3 separate regions of the Homo sapiens genome follow, and regions 2 and 3 are each linked to region 1. A link is a contact called in ENCODE Hi-C or POLR2A ChIA-PET data. All regions are on one chromosome and are shown on one strand. Each heading gives the region's core, a stretch centred on a gene start or an enhancer-like site at or near the end of the contact. The rest is flanking DNA. Distances are from core to core; before and after follow the strand shown.

The links. Hi-C counts contacts between places; a loop is a spot of excess contacts on that map. ChIA-PET counts read pairs that join two places held with the same protein, here RNA polymerase II (POLR2A). Pooled maps may share reads with other maps.
Region 2: a pooled map shows a loop between it and region 1 (15-fold over the local background). The contact joins the enhancer-like site here to the promoter of LAPTM4A in region 1. A Hi-C loop is called at or near these places in 1 of 168 maps with a recorded cell type or tissue (mammary epithelial cell), 5 of 37 single-sample maps with no recorded cell type and 11 of 50 pooled maps. POLR2A ChIA-PET finds 5 or more read pairs at or near these places in 1 of 52 experiments (HepG2).
Region 3: a loop to region 1 is called in a map of CD8-positive, alpha-beta T cell, with 14 times the contacts of the local background. The contact joins the promoter of LDAH here to the promoter of LAPTM4A in region 1. A Hi-C loop is called at or near these places in 5 of 168 maps with a recorded cell type or tissue (CD4-positive, alpha-beta memory T cell, CD8-positive, alpha-beta T cell and naive thymus-derived CD4-positive, alpha-beta T cell), 3 of 37 single-sample maps with no recorded cell type and 13 of 50 pooled maps.

What each region holds. Positions count from the first base shown.
Region 1 is chr2:20,050,276-20,052,975 of GRCh38, reverse strand. It overlaps LAPTM4A (lysosomal protein transmembrane 4 alpha), which reads left to right and starts at 1,348. Exons shown (of 7, transcript NM_014713.5): 1 at 1,348-1,566. The coding sequence starts at 1,456. LAPTM4A-DT (LAPTM4A divergent transcript) reads right to left here and starts at 839. Exons shown (of 5, transcript NR_187142.1): 1 at 482-839. RefSeq lists enhancers at 1,338-1,537, 2,073-2,212.
Region 2 is chr2:20,578,029-20,580,728 of GRCh38, reverse strand. It overlaps a transcript of HS1BP3 not described here. Among named protein-coding and RNA genes, the nearest start is that of HS1BP3-IT1, 13 kb to the left of the region's middle. RefSeq lists enhancers at 1-312, 1,139-1,198, 1,389-1,718, 697-1,896, 683-2,195. Within about 2 kb of position 1,373, at least 33 of the 41 ENCODE cell types and tissues checked have a DNase peak (open chromatin) inside an H3K27ac peak, as active enhancers do; they include mammary epithelial cell, where a contact is called at or near this core.
Region 3 is chr2:20,821,828-20,824,534 of GRCh38, reverse strand. LDAH (lipid droplet associated hydrolase) reads left to right here and starts at 1,434. Exons shown (of 7, transcript NM_021925.4): 1 at 1,434-1,498. RefSeq lists enhancers at 1,251-1,640, 1,861-1,930, 1,733-2,558.

The sequences.
Region 1 (2,700 bases), core at 99-2,598:
GTTTGAAAATAAGCTCCATGGACAACTCCTTCAGTGGTGAATAGTCTCTGCTCTCCTAAAATTTGTATTTTATTGGGGAGATAATCAACAAATACATACATAATTTCAGGCAGTGTTCAAAGAAGCCATGCCAAAGAAATAACCTTTACTCTGAATTCAGTGTGGTCTCTGGCTAAGAATATGCCCTGGCAGAAGGGAAGCCCTTTCTATTCTCTGAAAAGAAGTGTGTTTACCAAAGCATTAAATGATAAATACATTTTTTAACGGTGAAGTCACAGGTCTCACAGAAATACAAAATGAACACGTGTAAAAAATTTATTTACTCATTAACCCGGGGACCAGTAAGCTGTTAGAACCAGCTCTAAGCAGAATTTAAAGCACCCATCTATATTGTTGAATCAGGACTGGGGAATGAATTTACAAATCGATGCAAAATGGCTTTTCCCAAGGAAGGGTAAGATAACAATACGAGGGGTCTTACCGAGTTGTGCAGAGCACCACAAAGAAAAGCGGACAGCCCCTCTAGCAACAGAATGCCCGGGACGGTGTGCCAAACTATGGCTGTTTTTTCATTGAAGACATTCAGTAATTTTTTGTCCATTTCAATGTGTTTCATAATTTCTCCCTACAAAAAAAAATCACTCATCTCCAAAAACCCAGCAGCTAAGTAGTTCTTCTACATTATCTTGCTTTCATTTATCCTTAATCCTTTTGCCTTTGGCAGGGTTGGATGGTCTTTCTTCGCCCCCACCAAGGAGGCTTCGGAGGGAAAAGAGGGTGTAAATCCAATCCCTCCACTCCTCCAGGCACCCTCCCATTTCCGCCACAGGGGCGAGGATGGCTCAAGGCTGGGCTTGGCTCTGTCCCTTCCCCGCAGGCCCCGCCCCCAGCCCGCGCAATAATTGAGCTGCGCGCAAAGGTCACGTTATCAGCCTGTGACGCTTCCCATCCAGTACGTGGCACACATTGCTCAGAAAAGCCCCTTGTGCCCGCTTTCTGCCATCCGCGCTGTCTCGTGTCTCCCTTTTTCCATTAAATGCCTCTTTTCTTGCGGGTCTCATCTCGGGAATAGTGCACTACGGGGACATACCTATCCCCAACTATCCTAGGCCCGAGAACCAGCCCTTGCCTTCGCGTAACAGGCGGAGACTCGCTGAGGCGAGTTGCACTTCTAATTGGGCGTGAGGTCTTGTCAATCCCCAAGTTCTTCCAATCAGAAGTCCGGTCCATCCAGCCTTCCGCTCCCCATTGGCCTGTGTGGAGGAAGAGGGGTGGGTAAGCCGAAGTCGCTGCGCTCAGTGCGCAGGCGCGAAGAAGCTGGCAGGGGCACGAGCCGGGGGCGGGTTTGAAGACGCGTCGTTGGGTTTTGGAGGCCGTGAAACAGCCGTTTGAGTTTGGCTGCGGGTGGAGAACGTTTGTCAGGGGCCCGGCCAAGAAGGAGGCCCGCCTGTTACGATGGTGTCCATGAGTTTCAAGCGGAACCGCAGTGACCGGTTCTACAGCACCCGGTGCTGCGGCTGTTGCCATGTCCGCACCGGGACGATCATCCTGGGGACCTGGTACATGGTAAGGCGGGCAGGCGTGGCGCGTATGTCCGGGGGGCCTGGGGAGCGGGGCCTGGTGCGGAGGGGGTGAGACTGGAAACGGGGTGTTGGGTGGGGCGGGGACTTGGAGGGGCGCTGCTTTTTAAGGCGCGCCAACTCTGGATGAAGTCCAAGGACTTTGGGAAAGTAACCTTGTTCAGGAATCGGAGTCGGGGGAGCGGGGGGCGGTGGTAAGCATGGGGAGATTGTTCTTTGGCAAGAATTTGAGGAGAGAAGCGGGCTTGGGAGAGCAGAGGCTTTGCAGGCGAAGGGACGAGGGTGGTAGGATTTGGTGGGAATTCCTCTGTTTTGGTTCTTGTTGTATTTCTACGATCTGAAAGGCAGCATCTCCCTTCCTCCTATCCAGTGCTCCCTGGAATTTTTTCCTCTAATGAAATAATTAGGAGCGGACCTTGGTAAACGCAGTCTAGTTTCGACATTGGTCTTCCCGTTGGGAAAGCGAAAGATCCAGCGGTAACCCGGTTGTCCGCGTTTCTTGGACTTTGTTTTGTTTCATGCCTCTCTTGCATCTCCAGAATCGCTTGGGGGCGATAGCTTTTGCCTGAGTTGACGCCTGACCAGCTTTTGTCCTGGTGCAGCCTCCTCCCTGCGCAGTAGGTGCTTTTCGTAGCCGACCGGCTGTTTTTACAGAGACCTTTATTGAGAGCCCTCTCCATCCTGGCCACCTACCCCGGTATCTCCTGGGTTCCAAGATCTGTGTGATTCTGTCCTAACCAAGTTGACACTGTTGTTGCCTGGTGATTCACTAGTAATAAGTTTGTGATTTTTTCTTTTGTAATTCACCATTTATAGTATCCATGCACATTAAACCTAACTTGTCTATGACTTCCAAATATGGGATTCAGTTTAGGTAGTTTTAGGTTATTATGATTTTGCCGAAGCCGTGACAAACTTCCTACATGGTCGACTTGGCCACTTTAATGACTTCGCGAATGTGGTTGTGTGGGTGACGTTGGTGATACTGTGCAGTTTTTGATACTTAACTGCAAAAGAGGAAGAGAGTTATCCCAGACACAATCTGTTTTCTCTGTACTTGCTGCTTCTCCCCACTCATTGACTTGAAATCATTAGTAAGCATTTGGACAAACGCCAGATG
Region 2 (2,700 bases), core at 124-2,623, 530 kb before region 1:
TTGCCAATCTCATAAGTGTAAAGGAGAATCTCACTGTTTTAATTTGCATTTCTCTGATAACTAGCGAGGTTGACAACATCCTCATGAACTTGTTAGTCATTTAGATTTCCCTTTCTGTGAATTCTTTTTATAACCTTTGATTCCTTTTAACAAATTAATTTTTGCTTCCCCACCCCACCAAAGTTTCTTTTCTTTTTTTTTCTTTTTTTGGAGACAGAGTCTCGCTCTGTCACCCAGGCTGGAGTACAGTGGCACAATCTTGGCTCACTGCAACCTCTACCTCCCAGGTTCAAGCAATTCTCCTGCCTCAACCTCCTGAATAGCTGGGATTACAGGTGCACACTGATACGCCTGGCTAATTTTTTGTATTTTAGTAGAGACGAGGTTTCACTGTGTCGCCCAGGCTGGTCTCGAACTTCTGAGCTGAGGCAATCCACCCGCCTCGGCCTCCCAAAGTGCTAGGATTACAGGCATGAGCCACCACACTCAGCTTCCCCCTTGGAAGTTTCTAAAGGCCTCCAGCTTGTTTGAAACCCAGGGGCAGGCCCTCAGCCTTGCCTTGCTTATTCTTGCATCTCTGCCCAGCTTAGCCACTAGGCTGTGTGCCCTCTGCTCCAGTCCTTGCCCCCTTGGGGCTGTGTCCCTGGGTGTGGGCCAAATTGTGGGTAGACTGTGGGTATGAGTTCAGGGAGTTTCTGCCCTAGATAAGGGTATGTAGATTAGGATAGAAACAGATCCACAAACAAAACATTTTCACTTACATTTTAAAGGCAGGAGGAAGAGAGAAGTGGGAAGGAAAGATCACATGCAGAACCTTTGTAGGTGCAAGGCCTGAGCCTGGAACTTTATGTGCCTTACGTTAGGTCATCCTCACAATAGCTTTGTCTTTTTTGAATGATTTTCTCCATTTGAAAAATGAAGACAGAAGAATCAGTGAGTCTTGGAGACTTAAACCATGGCTCAGAACCCAGGTTTTCTGCTTCCCAGCCAGGCCCTGGTCCTGGAGGGAGGGTATTCCCGTGGGACTTGTGGGTAGGTGACTTGGTATTGGTTTTCCTCTTGTCACAGGGTCCCAGGCAGCTCAGTGGGCCCCCACCTCCCAGAAAGAGTATGGGTTATGGAGGACTAGGGAGAAAACACAAATGACCCCATTGAGCCTGGTATGCCGGGGGGCTTCCAAGGCAAACAATGGCTCTCTGTGTCTGGTTTCTCTGAGGGCCGGAAGTCTCCAATGCATGGCCAACTGATGAGTCATGCAGGATATCTCCTGGGCCCAGCTTTGTTGTGCCGGAGGATCTTTCAGCCCAGCCTGAAATGGCAGATGATCTCATCAGGCTGGATCTGGGGAAGCCCTGTCTCTCGAAGTCCCGGTAGGCTCACGGCCCACTAACAGCCAGGAGGCTGGATGCTCTGGCCTTGAGACAGTTCCCGGAGGCACCCTATAGATGCTGGGCAGCTGCCGCCAACCCTCAGCCAGCTCGGATGGAGCCAGCCTGGAGGAAAAGGCTCCTGTGCTCATGGAACCCAGGGAAACCCCCGCTTTGTTCTCTCTGGACACAGCACGTGTCTGGTGGCCGCCCAGCCTCAGCTGTGTCCTGTAGAGTTTCCTGGACTTAACAGAAGCCTCCAGATGAGCATATTAGGAGTGCCCCAGGGAGGACTGACCTGAGACCGGAAGGAAGTCAAGGGCTTCAGTGGCCACCAAACCTGGCTCAGCCTGTGAGGCTTGGGAGGGGACACCGCCTGACTTTCCACTTGGCTGCCTTCAACAGAGGTTTCAGAAACAGAAAGCCTTGTAGTACTGAGGCTATTTTTAATGTTTTGAACCTGGACATTGCTGTTACTGTTGATGTTTCATGTACACCCCACTGGTTGATACAGAGCATGGCTCCAGAGTCACAGCTACACACCCAGGGACTCTGGCCTTGAGCAAATTACTTTCCCATTCTGAGCCTCAGTTTCCTCCCCTGTCCAGTGCAGGTGGCAGTACTGCTCCCAGGGCTGTCATGAGCATGTAGGAGATTGCCTACGCCCAGTGCCTCACCCATGGCCAGCCCTCAGTGAATGGTGGTCCTCTCTCTTCTCTTCATTCCTCTTGAGCTTTGAAGAGGTTCTTGGCTGGGCATCTATTCTTATTCACCTCCCAGAGGGTCTGGCCTGAACATGTTCCTTGGGAATGCCCATCTTTCCTCGGGATATAGGTGGTGTGTGGGGCTGCCTGCGAGAGCCTCCGGGCAAGAACTGCCCCGGTTGTCCAAGGGCCAAAGATGGTGTCATCACTGCCCTCAGCTGGGGCTCTACTTCTGGTTGGTTACCATGGTGAGCAACTTTTCAGAGGACAGCCCAGAGAGACATGCTAGGGTAGAGCCTCAGGGCCCAGGTAATAGGTGTGGGGCTCTGCCCTGAAAACCATGGAGACCAAGTCCCCTCCTATGAAGACTGCATCCCATCCCGCCTCTGAGGGCAGCCCTGGAGCCACTTAGGAGCCACAGGTAGGACGCTAGGCACTGGTCAAGAGAGGCTGTTCCCACCCCCACCCTGTGCCACTCTCCCGAGCCCTGATTCAAGGGCACAGCCACGTGAGCCTGCTTCCTGCACCCCTTGCCAGGGATCAGCAAGTTGCCTGAGGGGACATGATGCAGCTTGGAGTGTTCCATGCCAGAGGTCCCCAGCCGGCTGGATCATGATGAGACATCAGGC
Region 3 (2,707 bases), core at 185-2,684, 770 kb before region 1:
TATCAGCTTCCCCTTTGACCTTCTACCATGTTGTGACACTGCACAAAAAACTCTAACCAGAACTGAGCAGATGCTCACACTATGCCCCTTGAGCTTTCCAATGTGCAGAACCATGAGCTAAGTAAACCTCTTTTTTAAATCCAAGCATACTTTGAAGATATTGGGGGTTCAGTTCCATACTACCACAATAAAGCAAACATCACAATAAGGCAGTTCACAGAATTTTTTTGGTTTCCCAGTGCATATAAAATTTATATTTACACTGTACTGTAGATTATTGTGTACAACAGTATTATGTCTAAAAAAAGTACATACTAAGAAAAGAAAAATAGCCCAGAGCTGTCTGAGCTATGTGAGGTATGCAAAATTTATTAGACCCGGACAGAAGTGAATACTGGCTTCCGCCACGCCTTCCCATGCCTTAGGGCAATTGTTAAAGGCATTTTGTTCTTTATTAGCTGCCTCACCCATTATCTTTATGTTCCTGGAATTTGTGATACAAGGAAGAAAGCATAGCCAGTCAATAGCTTAAGTTTTTTAAATATAAATTCTTGGTAAACAAGTTAAGCTCTGCCTCCTCTCCTTTCCTTAAAAACCGGCTCACGCCTGTAATCCCAGCACTTTGGGAGGCCGAGGCGGGTGGATCATGAGGTCAGGAGATCGAGACCATCCTGGCTAACAAGGTGAAACCCCGTCTCTACTAAAAATACAAAAAATTAGCCGGGCGCGGTGGCGGGCGCCTGTAGTCCCAGCTACTCGGGAGGCTGAGGCAGGAGAATGGCGTGAACCCGGGAAGCGGAGCTTTCAGTGAGCCGAGATTGCGCCACTGCGGTCCGCAGTCCGGCCTGGGCGACAGAGCAAGACTCCGTCTCAAAAAAAAAAAAAAAAAAAAAAAAAAACCTACTCCGACTGCTGCTAATTGGAGTGTATATTCAAGGCAACTTGAATCTAAGCTCCTGAGTGGCCATTCTCAAGCACTGAGCCCAAATAAACTCTATACTTAATATTATTCTCTGAATTTTCTTAAAGTTGGCAACACCTTAATTAAAAAAATACTTTATTGATCATGCTTATGAACATGATCAAATGAGAATCAACTTTCCTGTGTATGTGGGGAAGATATGCAACTAGTAACGCAGAAAGAGGGAAATGGGAAGAGGGAGAAAAGAGGGGCAGACATGGAACAAATGAGAGAGAAGGAAAGGGAAGCCAGAAGCCAGAAGCACATCAAGGATGACAGAAAATAAAAGGCGGATAAAATTCAAATGAAAAAGAAAGGAAAACCCCGACACCCTCCAAGAGGTCTCTCTGATCTGGACCACCGGCTCCAAGCCAGTAAGAAATCTCCCAGCCAGCTGTGCGCCGCGCGCCAGGCTGACATCGGCTTCCCGGATCAGCTCCGGCGCGGTACTGTGACGTCACCTGAGGGGGGCACTTCCGGTCTCGTGCCGCCTTCCCAGGACCCTCAGGGAGAGCGGGCAGCCTTCCAGGTGGACAGGTGAGGTACAGCTTGCCGAGCTCAGGGTGACTGCCCAAAGGAAGGACGGGTGGGCAGGCACGCGGGATCTGGCGCCCCTTCTTCTCTATGGTTCCTCGCAGAGCCCCTGTTGCCCTGGGCCAGATGGCCCGTAGCAGCAAAAATAATACTGTTCCGACAGCTCGCGAGTTCGGAGCCACTTGGCCTGGGAGTCCCTTGAGTTGCAGGCCGGGCAGTCGCTCACCCGAGCGCGGTAATGCAGCATTTGAACCCCTAAGTGTAGCCCACCTGTAGGGAGTCTTATGGTGCCCCCGCGGAGGAGTAGAGGCCAAAAAGTTGGGCAGCTGGCCGGGAAGAACTCGCTAGGAGGGGTCAAACTCTGGGCCGGGAGTGTTCTTTGCCCCCGGCGTTTAGTGCTCACGCCGCCTTTTATTCACGCTGAAGACCTTAACCGTAAACCCTCATCCTTGGGTCTTAGTTTGGTTTTGTTCCCCACGCAAGACAGAATGCAGATTGGAACACTTTATTCCTTGGTTAATTCGTATCTTCCCTCGCAAGTAGTTACCGGACACCTGCTTTGTGTCCTGTGTACCAAACACAAGAGTTGATAGTCCTGGCCGGGCGCCGTGGCTCACGCCTGTAATCCCAGCACTTTGGGACCCCGAGGCGGGCGGATCAGGAGGTCAGGAGATCGAGACCATCCTGGCTAACACGGTGAAACCCCATCTTTACTAAAAATACAAAAATAAATACATAAATAAATAAATTAGCCGGGCGTGGTGGCGGGCGCCTGTAGTCCCAGCTACTCGGGAGACTGAAGCAGGAGAATGGCGTGAACCCGGGAGGTGGAGCTTGCAGTGAGCCGAGATGGCGCCACTGCACTCTAGCCTGGGCGACAAAGTGAGACTCAGTCTCAAAAAAAAAAAAAGAGTTGATAGTCCTTGAGTTGAAAGAACAAATCTGTATGGAGAAAGAGATACAACCAAAAGAAACCCAGAAGATTTAGAAGCATCTCCAGAATGTTTATTCTCAAAAGCTGTTTTTTAATTAAACTTCTTTCTGAAACTATACGTAGGAGTGTCTCTTGTGTGTTTCCCCATTTTTCCACCTGAAGGTTAAAGACTTAGAAACCTGCTAAGGCCCCTCTTTCCAGCATGTAGCATTCTAGGGGGATAATCAGGGCAACACAGTGGGTGCCCATCTAAAATTTTATATTTTAATATTTTGCTT